3 separate regions of the Mus musculus genome follow, and regions 2 and 3 are each linked to region 1. The links are chromatin loops, found by intact Hi-C in ENCODE. Cell type or tissue: left cerebral cortex. All regions are shown on one strand.

Evidence for each region. Peaks named below come from ENCODE experiments on the same cell type or tissue, not always from the same donor. Only the 100,000 strongest peaks of a DNase experiment are listed, where the experiment ranks them.
Region 2: a loop joins it to region 1, with 3 times the contacts of the local background. A loop is called at or near these places in 2 of 42 quality-filtered maps.
Region 3: a loop joins it to region 1, with 15 times the contacts of the local background. A loop is called at or near these places in 3 of 42 quality-filtered maps.

The regions. Positions count from the first base shown.
Region 1 is chr5:44,875,372-44,877,871 of GRCm38, reverse strand. No RefSeq gene overlaps it. Among named protein-coding and RNA genes, the nearest start is that of Gm36076, 49 kb to the left of the region's middle. In left cerebral cortex, no CTCF peak of the experiment used is centred here; DNase peaks (open chromatin) are centred at 139, 717 and 1,200; H3K27ac peaks cover 2,290 bases.
Region 2 is chr5:45,143,471-45,145,970 of GRCm38, reverse strand. The region is part of intron 5 of D5Ertd615e (DNA segment, Chr 5, ERATO Doi 615, expressed); the gene reads left to right. Among named protein-coding and RNA genes, the nearest start is that of Gm46912, 18 kb to the left of the region's middle. In left cerebral cortex, a CTCF peak has its summit at 1,479; DNase peaks (open chromatin) are centred at 1,104 and 1,628; H3K27ac peaks cover 961 bases.
Region 3 is chr5:45,228,902-45,231,401 of GRCm38, reverse strand. The region is part of intron 4 of D5Ertd615e (DNA segment, Chr 5, ERATO Doi 615, expressed); the gene reads left to right. Among named protein-coding and RNA genes, the nearest start is that of Gm46912, 67 kb to the right of the region's middle. In left cerebral cortex, no CTCF peak of the experiment used is centred here; DNase peaks (open chromatin) are centred at 1,106 and 1,426; H3K27ac peaks cover 624 bases.

The sequences.
Region 1 (2,500 bases):
TCTGCATTTGAGTCTGGATCTTTCATGCGTCCTTCTGTAGACCTGGGGGCAGGTGCTTTCAACTCTTCCTGGCCCAGCTCCCTACTGGGGTGAGAGCTTGTGTGAACATCAAAGGAAACAGAACCCTGTCAGTTGATAGATCTTCTATGACTCCAGAGAGCAGATTTATCTATATCCAGGAAGCTGGGTCCTGAGGTTCCCAACCCCTGAGGGATCTATGGCTCTCACAGGTTCCTGGCTATGCAGCACTGAGTAAGTCACATGACCTCTCTGTTATTTACTTCCTTCTTCCAAATGTCACAATTCGTTTATATAAGTAAGATCCATTCCAACTGTGGAGCAAAAACATGTATTTGTCATTGTATAATTACAGATTTACCAAAAATTCAGACCAAGAGCAGTTCCTAGTCTGTGGTGTTAGCAGCAGGCTATTTCTAATTTGTTAAGGAATTTCCATTTTCTCCTATCTTGACTGAGCCTCCTGTAAAGAAACTGAGCTGAGTCCAAGGGTCTTTTCCCTAAAAATCTCTCCTACAGATGTCTCTTTAGACTCACATGTCAGTCAGTTCCTGGAAGCAAAATCTCCCTTAAAGAATAGAAGTACTCTTTGAGATTTTTTTCAAGCCCAGGGAAGCTTTTGCTGCTTCCCTGCACTGGGTATTGCTGTTGCTAAGAGCTCTGCCCATCCTCTCCCAGGTTTCTTCCCATAGTAGGCGGTGATTTGGCTTCTCCTAGAAGCTGGCCTGGCTTCTAGATTCAGCAAGAGCCAGGCGCTCTGCAGAAATAGAGATGGTGATTCACAGCAGATTCCCCAAGAGGTTTCATCTTTCTTCAGAGAAGTAGGACTGAAGCCAGATCTTATGTAAGAAAACAGATCTGAGTATACAAAAATAATAGCTGTTAGAGAAGGTCATCTGTCCGGGTGGGGAAAAAAAAGTAGTATTAACTGGCACCAGAATTCATCGGGGGTGGGGGATGGGGAGGGCTGTCTTTAATTCGTTAAGAAATTCCTTCAGTTAGCAACATGGAGGAAAGCCCCAAGGTTGTGAATAAGTAGAGAGAAATGGAAGAGTGAAATTGTTGTCCATTCATACTGGAAAGAAAATTAGGGAGGTGCTAAATGGAGAAGAGGAAATTGAACCAGTAAGAAGTTGGCAGGTGCAATGAAGTACAATTTTCACAATTAATAGTGGCACCCATTCTAGGGAAGGATGTGCTGAGCCCTGTGTGAGGTTTTGGTGTCTAGGAGACTGTCACATCACCGTAATATAGAGAAGGATGACTTTTCTTCTTATTGTGTGGATGTTGACAGCACTTTTCACAAGATCACACCACCAGTGATAAGAATAGGTTCTGAAGAACAATCCAATACTAAATTGCATTGTATGAGAATGTGGTTTTACAGCCTAACAACTTCTACCTTCTCAAGAGCTTAGCAAATAGATTCTCCTCTCAGAAAGCATTGTCCAAAGATCTACTAGATTCAGAAGGACATTTAGTAAACAATCTGACATTGTTGTACATGATTTCTACAAACAAAACTGTACAAGTTGCCTGTTGGTTCTTGCTCCTGTTGTTAAAATCTGGACCAGAACTAGGCTTCAAGGTCTCTTGTTGTTAGTTCCAGTAGCAAGGCCAGTTGTTATAAAAATCATTTAATTCTTAGGTAATTTATGTAGCTGATGCTTTCTGAGGAAGAGTATATTCAAATCCAGGGCTTTGGATCTGAAGACATAAGTCAAGGACATACACAATCATGACTACTTCCCAGAATATTCCACTCTATACTTGTGATTCGCTTTGGAGATCTTTGATGTAAATAAACCACCCTGATTATTATGGAACCTAAAACTATGATACTATGGAACCCAAAACTTCCACCAAGAGGCACTTTTGGTTGGAAGCATCTTTCTTAGAAAGAAACGTGTCTTTATTAGACATGTGCAGGGACAGAGCCAGGGTCATTATTGTGAAGGATGTAGAGTTAAACAGATATACCACGGTGGGTGTTGAGTATGATATTTATTTTGCTGTTACTGTGGTGCACTCACAGGCAGAATTAAGAGATATTTGATAGCATTTTGAAGCTTCCTGAGATCACACAGGGAAAGTTGTGGAGGAACACCTAGCATAGAATCAGTAGAGCTTTAGCCATGCCATCTAAATACTGGAGGAGTCAATTTTCATATACCCTTCCATTCCTCCACCCATCCTACAATCTCTCCATCTGACTTCTCTGTTGATGATGTGTGATCTTAAATATTAAAACTGAGAATTAATGAGAAATATTACAGGTGGATGGGAATTGGACCAATAGTTCTTTCTCCATTGGAGAGATGCAAAGGGTGGTAGGCTGTTAAGAAGTATCAAGAGGAGAAGCAAGACAAGAGCTATCATTGGCAAGTATCTTCTGGGAAGCTATGGTTTTGCCTAATGTTCTTTGGTAAAACATACATAGATCCATAATAGGATCATAGTGGATTTTGCCAATGCAGGGTGT
Region 2 (2,500 bases), 270 kb before region 1:
TGAAATGTAAATAAAGAAAATACCTAATTTAAAAAAAAAGAAAAAGAAAGGAGCCACCTTAATTCCAGATCATATTTTTTTTCTCAGTAAGTTTTGAGGCTATATTATGATTATGTCTCACTAGTCATGGTGGTTGTATCTTTGATGTAAAGGAAAACGTTGCTATTATATAGTGATGCCTTTTAATTCTAAGAATGCTTTTGATCTTTATCTTTTCTCTGATATAAAGTCAGATTTCTTTCATTTACTTTTTTCCTGTTATATAGGTTCCTCCCTCCCTATCATTCTGTATTCTTTTATCTAATATATAATATTTTCCTAGAGCTCTACAAATTCTTATGTATCCCTTTCAATTGGTGAGCATGCATATTTATGTCTTATGTTATCGATTGATTTCATTTTTATGTTTTACTTGCTCAGTATTTTATTTTGTTCTGTTATTTAGTATAATTTTCCATAATTTATCTTAGTTTGAAATTGTCTTTTGTCCTAGTTTAGTGACTGAATCTCACTATGTAGCCCAGGCTAGCCCAAAGCTTATGATCCTCCTGCTGTAGCCTCCCAACTGCTAGGATTACAGGTATGCACTACCACTCCAGGGTGAGTTCCTTTATACTTGCCTGTTTTGCCTACAATTTGAACAAGCCTTTCTAGATTAAGACTTCAAATTAGCATTTCTACACTTACCCAAAATATTATAAGGCTACTAGAAACATCTTCTGAAAACATCTTCTGAAACTCTGTTCTGGTCTTTATTTCTATCTCATGTTTTACTTTTGATAATGTGTCTGAAATATTTCCATATATTTAATGATTTATACAAGTTATAAAACAGAATAATATATGGAACATTGTATGCCCACTTCCAAATGCATGGTTTAAGCTTTACTTACATATTCTACCCTCTTCCTTTCTCAGAGGGAAACACTTCTCTGAATTTTGCCTTATTTAATCACAATAAGCACAGAAACATTTTAAAAGATTTATTTCTATTTTTATTCTTGTATGTGTGTGTGTTCATGCCACATGTGATCAGGTTCCCAAAGAGAATCAGAAACTTTGGAGCTGGAGTTAGAGGTAGTTGTGAGACATCTGATATGGGCGCTAGGAACTGAACTAATTTCCTCTGGAAAAGAAGCTAGTGTTCTTAACCACTGAGCTATAACATTTATTTTTAATTAAGCTTGCTTAGAAACTTTTGTTAGGGTGTTAAAATGTTATAATCTCTCTTGGGATTTGCCTTGGTTTTTAAGCTTGACATTTTATTTCCAAGAATACATATTGTTCTATGCCACTGCATTTCTTCCTTGCTCACCACTATTTCATACAAATTTGAATGAGAAAACCATGACTGTATCTACCGTCCTCTTGAGGGACATTCCACCTTCCCATCTCTAACCCTTATCCATTATCTTGCTGATGGGTATTCCACTGCCCCATCCCTGCCTTTTCAGTTAGGAACAAAACTGCTACAAGCATTTCTGCCATCAGGGGAGCACACAGTGAGGAGTGAGAAATTGGGTGGTTGTTGAAAACTGTTTGGCATTGTGTTCCTCCTTCCCGGTTTAGATCTACCACTTGCTTACTATTCCATCTTGAGTTTTAGACTTCCCATATGGATGCCTTTCTCTTTCCTTGAATCATCTTCGGAGAGTTATTTTAATGACGATCGTCACACTTTCCCATCTCTGCTACAAAAATGTTGGCAGCCATCACCTTCCCCTGATTAAAATGTGAAAAATTCCACTTTGAGGGAAATTGGTAACTTTAAAGAAAGAACTCATAGATGATGATATTTGAGGTTATCTCTTTCAAAGGATTGGGTCTTTGCTGTTTGCCTTAACATGAGTTCTTCAAGACCCACAGTAAAGAACACTCAACATTTACTGTCTTAACCAAGAACATGTTCAGACATTCATTAGAAAGAGAGAAGTAAACCAAATATCAGAGAGGCATGTGATTCTGGAATATATGTGGAGGAGACTAAGAACATTTGCTTGGAACATGAGAAAAAAAAGCTAGGTTGTTAACACACAGCAAGACAGTAGAACAATTGCTGGGCAGAAGCAGGAGAATTGAGCCCTGGTATTATTTGTCCTATCCATTGGCCTTCCTTTTGGTCTCATCTTTGGCATCTGCCCTTAGTAGGAAGGATTGGCTTTGGGCTTGCCCATGTGACTTGCCTGGACAAGAGCATATGGGTCAAAGTGACAACTGCCACTTATAAGACAAGGTTTAAGAGGTTTTATATATCTGATTTGCCTCTTCAGCCTCTTTCACCATGTAGAGATGATATTCCCAAAAGCTGGATAGTCCTAGGAAAAGAATGAGTACAGACAAACCAGAGGAGATATCACAGTATTTTTAATTCCTGATGGTCAAGAGAGGAAGTGTGTGATGATTTAGTTGTAGTGTTTCTCAGTTTTAACATCAAATGTTTTTTAATCAAAATTGATATACAATAGAATTGGACCCAAAATTTGTGTGTGTGTGTGTTTGT
Region 3 (2,500 bases), 350 kb before region 1:
CAAGGCCATACTTCCTAATAGTGCCACTCCCTGGGCTGAGCACATAGAAATCATCCTAACCTCCTTGGCTGAGTGATGGCTTAGTGCTTTTCGTTTCTCAGGAAGTTATCCATCTAAAAACTGCCTTAGTTACTATGGTGATACTAGTTGCTTAGATGAAATGCTTGACAGGTAGCAACTTCCAGGGGGAAGGGCTTATTCTGGCTCACAGTTTAAGGGGGTACAACCTATCATGATGGGGAAGCATGAGGGTCATCTGGTCACATGCAATTCACAGTTGCCATTCACAGTCAGGAAGCAAGGAGTAAAGAGGCTAGTAAACCTCAGATCCCACCACTCAGTCCCTTCCTTCAGCACAGTTCCACTGCCTAAAGGTTCTATAACCTTCCAGACAGGGCTGCCCATTCATAGCGAGCAGGACATTCCATACTGAAATCACAACAAAGACAAATCAGATGAGGCCACATGATCAGAGAAATCCAGAAATAGGTAATTTGAAAATAATCACTTTGTTCACTTTAGGTATTTATTTATTTATTATTATTTTTTTAGACAGGGTCTCTCTACATAGAAGTGGATATCCTGAACCTCACTGTAGTAGACCAGGCTGGTTTTTGCCTTCATAGAAATTCTCCTGCCTCTGCCTCTTGAGTGCTGAGATTAAAGCATGTGCCACCATGCATGGCAAATGCCTATTTTTATTTTCTTTTTTCTTTTCTTTTTTTTTTTTTTTTTTTTTTTGTAGTTGCAGAGAATGAGTGGAAAAGTTATAAGGAAAATGAGACTTTTTTGATGTACTGTCTATAAAAGACAAGCTTTTTTTGCTTGCATAAATAAATCTGTGGTTTTAAGGAATGAGTGGACATATTAGCTGATGAAGGCAAGCTCCCTTATACCTTTCCTACATCATGCAGGCCATTGTAGGGGTCATGGTGAGCTCAGTGTAGATAAGAAGGCAAGGCAAGAAGTTTCTGGTGTCTGGAAGCTTAGAGTAGGAGAGATGAAGAGCCATGTGGCTTCTTGGGGTGCTAACAAAAACAGCAATGACAAAGTGATCTGGCATCCTCCTTAGCAAGGGGTGCAAGCTGCCTTTCTTGTTCAGTGTTTAACGTTTAATTGGAAGCTATTTTCTGCTCTCTATAAATCTTCTTGGCTGCCTCCCCAACTTCAGCAGGAATCTGCTACCTACAACTGCCTTGTGTCTGTGATAGTGTGGATATCAAATACAGAGGTTTTTTGTGGGAAGGCAGTGACCAGGAAGACAAGGATGCAGCCTTGGAAGTCAGAAACACAAGTGAGGCTGGCTTAGATATGGAAGAGGAAGGAACACTTTCTTCTCAAGAGCAAGTGGGCTATAGGGAGATAGAGCAGGGAAGTGACTTAGCATTTACCTCTCTCCTCCCATTTGGAAACACTCACAGACTTGACGGATTCCCAAGTGTTGAGAGTCTGGTTTATCAAGGAGCATTCTACCCCATACAGGTCTTGTAGATCTGCATGCAACTGTGATGGGAATTCCTTAGGTTTCAGTGTAAGAGAGACAGAAAGCATCCAAGTTATCCACCCTACAGCCCATGTTTCTGTTTCCCCAGAACGTAATGGTCATCACCAGATGCCTCATGTCTCAAAGGTCCCTTCACTTCCTGAATGAGGAATGCCAATCACGTAGGAGTGGGTTAGTTAAATAGAGGGTTGAGTTTTCGTGAACACACTGCTTCCCTTCAGCTGTTGTTGTCATTCTAAAAGGATCACACATCTGTTTTCTGATAGGCTTTACTGCCTAATGGGGCTGGGAGCAATGGTGTGATCAATTCTCTTATCCCACAGTCTCATTTTGGAGCAGACCCTGAGCTCTGACTTGGCTAAGGTCACACATCCAGTAATGATTGGCTTGGATTTAGCTTATAATAAATATCTTCTACAGTTTCCTATTATACTTGAACATGTGTATGTATATAGTAGCTCATTTGAAATTTTTATTTTTTATTTTTTAAAAGCAGTTTTTTTCCTACCTTACAGGTCCTCTGTGTATATACTATGACTTTTGGTTTGGGGTTTGTATGGGATTCCTGAATATGAACACACATGTGTCCCTGCATCTATTGTGTTCCTCGTGTCTTTTTTTCTGTTGGCTCTTATCTTGTTTGGCTGTTTCGTCCTGTTATGATTTGTTTGTTTTTGATTTATCTAATTTTATTATTATTTCTTATTTTCTATTTTGTAACCAGAGACAAAAAAGATCCAGATGAGGGGGCAGACAGGAAGAAACTAGGAGTAGGAGGGGAGAGGAGAAACCATAATCAAAATATATCATATGAAAAAATCTATTTTCAATAAAAGAAAGAAAAACATATGTATGTGCATTCACACATGTGCATTCAAATGTTTAAGTCCAGGTACCCATGGATGCCAGATCAGATACCCTGGAGTCGGAGTTAAAGGTGGTTGTGAGTCACTCCGTGTGGATGCTAGGAACCAAACTTGGATCCTCTACAGGGGT